Regions from separate parts of the Homo sapiens genome. Here regions 2 and 3 are each linked to region 1. A link is an interaction called in ENCODE POLR2A ChIA-PET data of the cell type or tissue named here. Cell type or tissue: Panc1. All regions are shown on one strand.

What was found. ChIA-PET counts read pairs that join two places held together with the same protein. Peaks named below come from ENCODE experiments on the same cell type or tissue, not always from the same donor. Only the 100,000 strongest peaks of a DNase experiment are listed, where the experiment ranks them.
Region 2: POLR2A ChIA-PET joins it to region 1 with 10 read pairs; 2 of 35 experiments call an interaction of 5 or more read pairs at or near these places.
Region 3: POLR2A ChIA-PET joins it to region 1 with 11 read pairs; 22 of 35 experiments call an interaction of 5 or more read pairs at or near these places.

The regions. Positions count from the first base shown.
Region 1 is chr16:28,491,252-28,493,751 of GRCh38, forward strand. CLN3 (CLN3 lysosomal/endosomal transmembrane protein, battenin) reads right to left here and starts at 823. Exons shown (of 16, transcript NM_001042432.2): 1 at 769-823; 2 at 463-584; 3 at 231-309. The coding sequence starts at 508. RefSeq lists enhancers at 705-1,494, 834-1,033. In Panc1, no CTCF peak of the experiment used is centred here; a DNase peak (open chromatin) is centred at 1,030; H3K4me3 peaks cover 1,328 bases; H3K27ac peaks cover 2,160 bases.
Region 2 is chr16:28,320,386-28,322,885 of GRCh38, forward strand. SBK1 (SH3 domain binding kinase 1) reads left to right here. Exons shown (of 4, transcript NM_001024401.3): 4 at 1-2,500. The coding sequence ends at 536. Among named protein-coding and RNA genes, the nearest start is that of SBK1, 29 kb to the left of the region's middle. In Panc1, CTCF peaks have their summits at 1,551 (motif pointing right) and 1,865; a DNase peak (open chromatin) is centred at 1,556.
Region 3 is chr16:28,542,044-28,544,543 of GRCh38, forward strand. No RefSeq gene overlaps it. Among named protein-coding and RNA genes, the nearest start is that of NUPR1, 4.3 kb to the left of the region's middle. In Panc1, no CTCF peak of the experiment used is centred here; no DNase peak of the experiment used is centred here; H3K27ac peaks cover 89 bases.

The DNA of each region.
Region 1 (2,500 bases):
AAAAGTAAATAATCCTACAGGTGGTAGGTATGAGGATCTTGCTAAATCCGGAAGGTGATAAGGAGTGAAGTTTGGAAATTTTACATGCTGCCCCTGGGGCAAACCAGTGGATTCAGTAAATATTTGTGGGTTCAGCTCCTTTGCGCAGCTTAACTCTTTCTTCCCCCTTTCCTCCGGTCACTTCCCTCTTCTCATGCCATTGTCACTCGCTGAAGTCTCAGGCCACTCACCAGAAGCCCACCGCGTTCTTCCAATGCGCGCCCTGATGGTCCAACAGAGGGAGCCGGGGCTCCGGGACGGTCTCCTCCCCTGGGAGAGCGAGAAGAGGGCATGACCCCCACCTACTCTCAGGTGCACGACCGCTCCTTGCGTGTCCTCCCGGGGCCGAGTCAGCTCTCATTCCCCTCAGGTGGGCTGCGAGCCAGAGGTGGTCGTTCCATGAGGGTGGGCGGGAATACTCACCCTCGGAATCCGAAAAGCGCCGCCGCGAGCCTGCACAGCCTCCCATCGCATCAAGTTCAGGTCCCCCGAGGGTCCAGGGTCATAGAGTGTCCAAAGGGGGCTCCCACGGGAGGGATGAGGGTCTGCGACAGGTGACAAGGATCAACGCCCGATTGCCGGTCCCAGCTCCGGCTTGTCTAGGGCACTCGCGCCCCGCGATCCATCAAGGAAGCTGGGGGCTCCATCTCGAGCGCCCTACGACCCACCACGCCCCACCCATCGTACTCTCCCCCGCCCCGTCTACAGCAGGGACCCTGAGGCCTGTACCTTTAAGAGCAGCAGAATGTTCTGCACTATGCAGAGGCCGTTTGTCGGATCACGTGACAGCACCCGCGTGTTCCCCCATCACGTGCTCAGAGGTTTTCCCTACTTCCGGGTCCTCTCTGTCTTCGCTTTGGGCCTTCTCGGCTTCGGAGCGTGAAAAAGGGAGGGGCTGGAGAACCCTGGAACCGCAGGTTTTAAACTGGAGCGGGTGGGAGCAGCAAGCAGAGCCGTGACCTTAGATCAGTGGCGCCCAAGACCGAGACAGTAGCCTGCCAGCACCAGTTATGACTGTGGGAGGCTTCAGCTCCTTTCCTTCAGCACTCACTTGCCAGAAACAAATATGGCCACCTGCCTACTCCCTTTTTTTTTTTTTTTTTTTTGAGGCAGGACTGTTTCTGGTTGCGAACAAAGACGACCAGCTTCAGGTCATTCTTATCCCCATCTGTTGACCTTACAAATTGTTTTAGAGACCTAAGTAAACATAACACTCATCTAAAGGGATTTCGTGAATGATCTATTGGCAGTATCCAAGATGTTAAGAGATCCCTATTTCCAAATTATCCTAGAACCAAAAAATATCACAGCACTTCAACCCCTGGTGTTACAGATGAGAAAACCAAGGTACAAATATATATATATATATATATAACAAAATTAGCCGGGCATGGTGGCGCATTCCTGTAGTCACAGGTACCTTGGAAGCTGAGGTGGGAGGATCACTTGTGCCCAGGAGGTTGAAGCTACAGTGAGCTATGATCACGCCACTGCACTCCAGCCTGGGTGACAGAGTGAGATCCTGTCTCAAAAAAAGAAAAAGTAAAAAATAAAATAAAAAAAATATATGTATATGAAAAAAATTGGAAAGTTGCTGACAATCATTCATACAATGTTAGACCTAAAGGTGACCTTAGAGACCTGTATGGTGATAAGAAATAGAGCACCAGAGGCAGGGAGCCATTGGGTTGGCTCCAGGCTGCTGCAGGATTCCTGCCTCCATCAAAGGTGGTGCTTAGACCAGATTTTTTTTTTTTTTTTGACAGGGTTTTGCTCTGTTGCCCAGGCTGGAGTGCAGTGGCAGGATCTTGGTTTGCTGCAACCTTGACCTCCCAGGCTCAGGTGATCCTCCCACCTCAGCCTCCCGAGTAGCTGGGACAGCAGGTGCGCACCACTGTGCCCAGCTAATTTTTGTGTTTTTTGTAGAGACTGGATTTTGCCACGTTGCCCAGGGTGGCCTCAAACTCCTGAGCTCAAGCAATCCACCTGCCTTGGCTTCCCAAAGTGCTAGGACTACAGGCGTGAGCCACTGCACCTGGCCAGACTAAATGATTTTAAGGCCTAAGATTCTGATGCTGTGATTTCATAGAATTGCCCTAATTGGAATAGGAAAGTGGGGCTGGGGAGGGGAGAAGGAGGGTATGGGGAAGAGAAGTAGAGCAAGGTCACTTTATGTAGTTCCAAATAAGGAATCATACCCTTACCTTCTTCTAGGTGGAAAGCGGCATCCTGCATTCTCTTCTTGTCCTTGGCCTCATCTCTGCTATGGGCTGTGCCACCTCTATATGCTCTTTCTCACCACCAGGCCTTCAGAATGCAGTTGGAAATGTGCCCTCTCGTCTGGGTGTGGTGGCTCATGCCTGTCATCCCAGCACTTTGGGAGGCCAAGGTGGGCAGATCACCTGAGGTCAGGAGTTCGAAACCAGCCTGGCTAACATGGTGAAACCCTGTCTCTACTAAA
Region 2 (2,500 bases), 170 kb before region 1:
TCACCGGCAACTTCCCGTGGGAGGCGGCGTCGGGCGCCGACGCCTTCTTCGAGGAGTTCGTGCGCTGGCAGCGGGGCCGCCTGCCGGGGCTGCCTTCGCAGTGGCGCCGCTTCACCGAGCCCGCGCTGCGCATGTTCCAGCGCTTACTGGCCCTGGAGCCCGAGCGCCGCGGCCCAGCCAAGGAGGTGTTCCGCTTCCTCAAGCACGAGCTCACGTCCGAGCTGCGCCGCCGGCCCTCGCACCGCGCGCGCAAGCCCCCCGGGGACCGCCCGCCCGCCGCCGGGCCACTGCGCCTCGAGGCGCCTGGGCCGCTCAAGCGGACGGTGCTGACCGAGAGCGGCAGCGGCTCCCGGCCCGCGCCCCCCGCCGTCGGGTCGGTGCCCTTGCCCGTGCCGGTGCCGGTGCCAGTGCCCGTGCCGGTGCCTGTGCCCGAGCCCGGCCTAGCTCCCCAGGGGCCCCCCGGCCGGACCGACGGCCGCGCGGACAAGAGCAAAGGGCAGGTGGTGCTGGCCACGGCCATCGAGATCTGCGTCTGAGTCGCCTCCGCCGCCCTCGGACCCGGGAGCAGCCCGGGCCCGCCCCGAGCCGGTGCCCGGTGCGGCGGTAGGGAATGGAGCCACCTCGCCGCGGGGCAGGGGGCGCAGCGGTAGACTAGGCAGGACGCGGCCCGGCACCTGGTCCGTCCCCGGCGGGCTGGTGAGGGGGCCACCAAAGACCCCTAGCGCGGCCTGGTGAGCGGGGGCTTGGCCCAGAGGAGCCAAGCCGCACAGACCCGAGAATTCGGAGGCCACCACACAACACACACACACACACACACACACACACACACACACACACACACACACACACACACGCCAGGAGCAAGGGAGCTTTCGGGCCACACTCCCAGACGCCTCCCTGAGCCCTGGAACCCGGACTCGTTGCTCCTGGCCTTCCATACCCCCTGGCAGATCATCCTGCGGTCCCACCCCAGATCCCCTCCTCCTCGCCATCCCATTCTGCCCCCTCCCCACCCTGGGTACAGAAAGGGACTGAAGTGTTGGGCAGAGAGGGGGCTTAAGGCCCCTGGGCACAGGCTGGGATCAGGGCAGTGAGCGAAGGGCAGCTGTGTCCTGCCCTCCCTTCTGGAGGCTGGAGGGGAGAGGCCAAGCCCTTGGAAAATGTAGCAAATGTCTGGATGTCGCATAAGTGCGTGTATGTGCGGGACAGGCCCCGAGAAGCTAGTGACTCCTGCACACCCCCATTGCACAAATGAAATCACAGCCCAGGAGGGAGGGTAGCTTGGCACTGGCTGAGAAATAGAGCTCTCTCCCCGCCCCTCCCCCTAACCACAAGGGATTGTCCTGACAACTTGTGGGGATAGAAGGGCTCACAGGGCAGGGGTCTCAGCTGCCCCCATCCTTAGGGCAGGGGAGTTAGTGTGGAGCCGAGAGCAGGTCCCAGCTCCCCCTGCCAGCCGCACTGTCCCAGGCCCAGGGACCTCTGCCGGGTCCTCCCAGCCCTTGCCACACAGCCTAGACGTAGTAGCCTGGGCTTCCAGCAGGTGGCGAGCTGGTTCGTGCTGGAAATTTCTCCTGGGTTTCTTGGGGTCAAACATGCCAACCTCCAAGACCCCATCCTCACGTCTCCCACTTTTCTGGCGCTGGAGTGTGCAGGGCGTAGGACCTGCATGTGTGGGTGTGAGAATGGGGGCGGTGGACACCAGGGGGCGAGTGTGTGACTAGGTGTGTGTGCACATGTGTAGGGTGCAGACGCATGGGTGCCATCCTTTGCGTTCAGTGACTGTGCGTCCAGACCCCTCACCAGCGGCCCCCCCACCACACCCTGGTCCTCCCAGGCAGCTGTCCCAGGGCGCCCAGGCCTGCCTTGCACCACAGCCCTCAGGAAATCCGGCAAGGAGGCCCCTGCAGGTTGGTTCAGGCCCCCAGGTAGCAAAACAGAGACAACAGCAGCCCCGCCTGACCCCCTGCCCCTCTCTGTGGAGGCCCGGGACCCCCGCAATAAGCACCACATGGGTGAGGCTGTCCCTGTCAGGGTCCCCTGCCAGGGTCCCTCCTGGGGTTCTGGGCCATTTGAGGGGCTCTTTGATGGGCCAGGCCGGCCAGAGTGAACTCCGAGCACTTTCTGGCTGGTGCCCCAACCTCTCCACTCCCCACTCATTCCCACCTTGAAAAAGGGCTATAGGTCCCCTGCCCTGCCCGGGTCCAGTTTACAAACAGTGTGGGGTGGCCCCAGGGCCTGGCCCCACTCTCCCTGCTGTGCCCACTCCTCTCCAGACTCCACCTCCCCAGTGGGTATGGGCCCTCCACATGCCAGGTAAGTAGCAAACCCCCACTCCCTCCAAGGACCAGGTCTCAGAGAAGGCCCTGGTCACTGCCCCCGGCCCACCTGGAGCCCATCGGGGCTGCCTCTCCCAGCCGCGACTTCTCCTTTTGCCTTAGGCCTCGCGACATCCTGATCTCTCCTGCAATAACTAGGAATCGAGATTCCACAGTAGACG
Region 3 (2,500 bases), 51 kb after region 1:
AGCCTATGAGAGAAGGAGGAAGGGCATGGTGGCTCACGCCTGTAATCCCAGCACTTTGGGAGGCCGACGAGGTTGGGTGGGTCACCTGAGGTCAGGAGTTGGAGACCAGCCTGGCCAACATGGTGAAACCCCGTCTCTACTAAAAATACAAAAATTAGCCGGGTGTGGTGGCGGGCACCTGTAGTCCCAGCTGCTGGGGAGGCTGAGGCTGGAGAATGGCATGAACCCGGAAGGCGGAGCTTGCAGTGAGCCCAGATCGCGCCACTGCACTCCAGCCTGGGCGACAGAGCGAGACTCCATCTCAAAAAACAAAACAAAACAAAAAAAAGGGCCAGGCGCGGTAGTTCACGCCTGTAATCCCAGCACTTTGGGAGGCCGAGGCGGGTGGATCACCAGGTCAGGAGTTCAAGACCAGCTTGGCCAACATGGTGAAACTCCGTCTTTACTAAAAATACAAAAATTAGCTGGGCGTGGAGGCATGCACCTGTAATTCAAGATACTCGGGAGGCTGAGGCGGAAGAATCTCTTGAACCCAGGAGGCAGAGGTTGCAGTGAGCCGAGATCACGCCATTGTACTCCAGCCTGCTGGAACCCCTCTAGCATGGATCTGCAGGGCTCTAGACGTGGCTCCATCTAGACGTAGAGGTGTGCTTTTTGTTACAGGAACAGCAGATTTGTATGCCTGCTGCCCTGTCACAGCCCTATTACACTGGACAGCAGGGATGCAGTAGAGAGAGTTTCATGATCACAGGGCACTGTGCAAGGGGATAGGAGGAGACCTGCGAATGCATCTCCCCAGGGAATTCTGGGATGGGGCTTTTAAGGGGATTATGGAGGGTGAGAGGCTAGAAAATTGGGGTCATTGGTCAGAGCAAGGGAAATGAAATCATCATGATGTGAAAAAGACATTTTTGGGGAGTTAGCTCCTGGTGGGGTCCTTCAGGCTGGCGGAGTCAGTCGCTTCACCGGCACGCAGGACCTGAAGGAATTTCTCAAAAGTAACATTTAATGTTTCATAACGTTCAAGTTGCTATCTCTAGTGCAGTTAAGGGGAACTATGATCTTGTAACCAGGTCTACGTGATTCTAGAACAGCAGGCACCAGACAACTAAGAGGAAGCAGATCAGGGGGCAGCTGACCTCATGATCAGCGCTGGGTGTGCTGCAAGCCTGGCTTGTTTCCATTTCTCCTCTCTGTTCTCTGATTAATTGCATGAGGTTTACAGGGATGGTTTCATTTTCCCATCCTCAAGCCTCCAGGTGCATGTAAAATCTGCCACGAGGAAGTTTATTTTCTTCCTGCTTAGAGTTACACCTTCGTGACGTTGCTAGGCACACCTATGACAACCCAGCGCCATCAGCTTGGAGTAAACGCAGAGGGCTGGGAGCTCCCAGGAGGGCACCTAACCTCTCTGGAGATAGGGAGATGAAGGCACACTTCCTGGAGGAGGTGAAGCTTGTTTTCTAATTCTTTTATTTTTAATTAATTAATTAATTTAATTTTAATTTTCTTTTCTTTTTTCTTTTTTTCTCTTTTTTTTGAGACAGAGTCTTGCTCTGTCACCCAGGCTGGAGTGCAGTGGCACGATCTCGGCTCACTGCAACCTCCGTGTCCCGGGTTCAAGCGATTCTCCTGTCTCAGTCTCCTGAGTAGCTGGAATCACAGGCATGCACCACTACACCCAGCTAATTTTTGTATTTTTAGTAGAGACAGGGTTTCATCATGTTGGCCAGACTGATTTCAAACTCCTGACCTCAAGTCATCCACCCGCCTCGGCTTCCAAAGTGCTAGGATTACAGGCATGAGCCATCGCACCCGGCCTATTTATTTATTTTTGAGACAGGTTCTCACTCTGTCGTCCAGGCTGAATACAGTGGAGCAACCTTGCTCACTGTAGCCTCGACCTCTAGGGCTCAGGGGATCCTCCCACCTCAGCCTCCCAAGTAGTTGGGACTTTAGGCACGCACCATCATGCCCAGCTAATTTTATTTTTTGTAGAGATGAGGTCTCCCTATGTTGCCGAGACTGGTCTTGAACTCCTTGGCTAAAGTGGTCCTCTTACCTCGGCCTCCCAAATAGCTGGAATTACAGGCGTGAGTCACCACGCCAGGCCTGGAGGCAAAGTTTGAACAAGAATGGCTGTTTGTGGGCCAGATGCAAAGGCTGACACCTGTAATCCCAGCACTTTGGGAGGCCGAGGCAGGAGGACTGCTTGAGCCCAGGAACTCAAGACCAGCCTGGGCAACATAGCGAGATCTCATCTTTACAAAAAAAATCCAAAAGTTAGCCAGGCGTGGTGGTGCATGCCTGTAGCTCCAAGTACTCAGGAGGCTGAGGCAGGTGGATGACTTGAGCCCAGGAGGTTGAGGCTACAGTGAGCCATGATCGCACCACTGCACTCCAGCCTAGGCAACACAGCAAGACTTCCTCTCTGTTGGATAGCCTGAGGGATGTACGAAGTCACTAGCTCAAAGGAACAGAAGCTTCCCAGGCTGAAGGC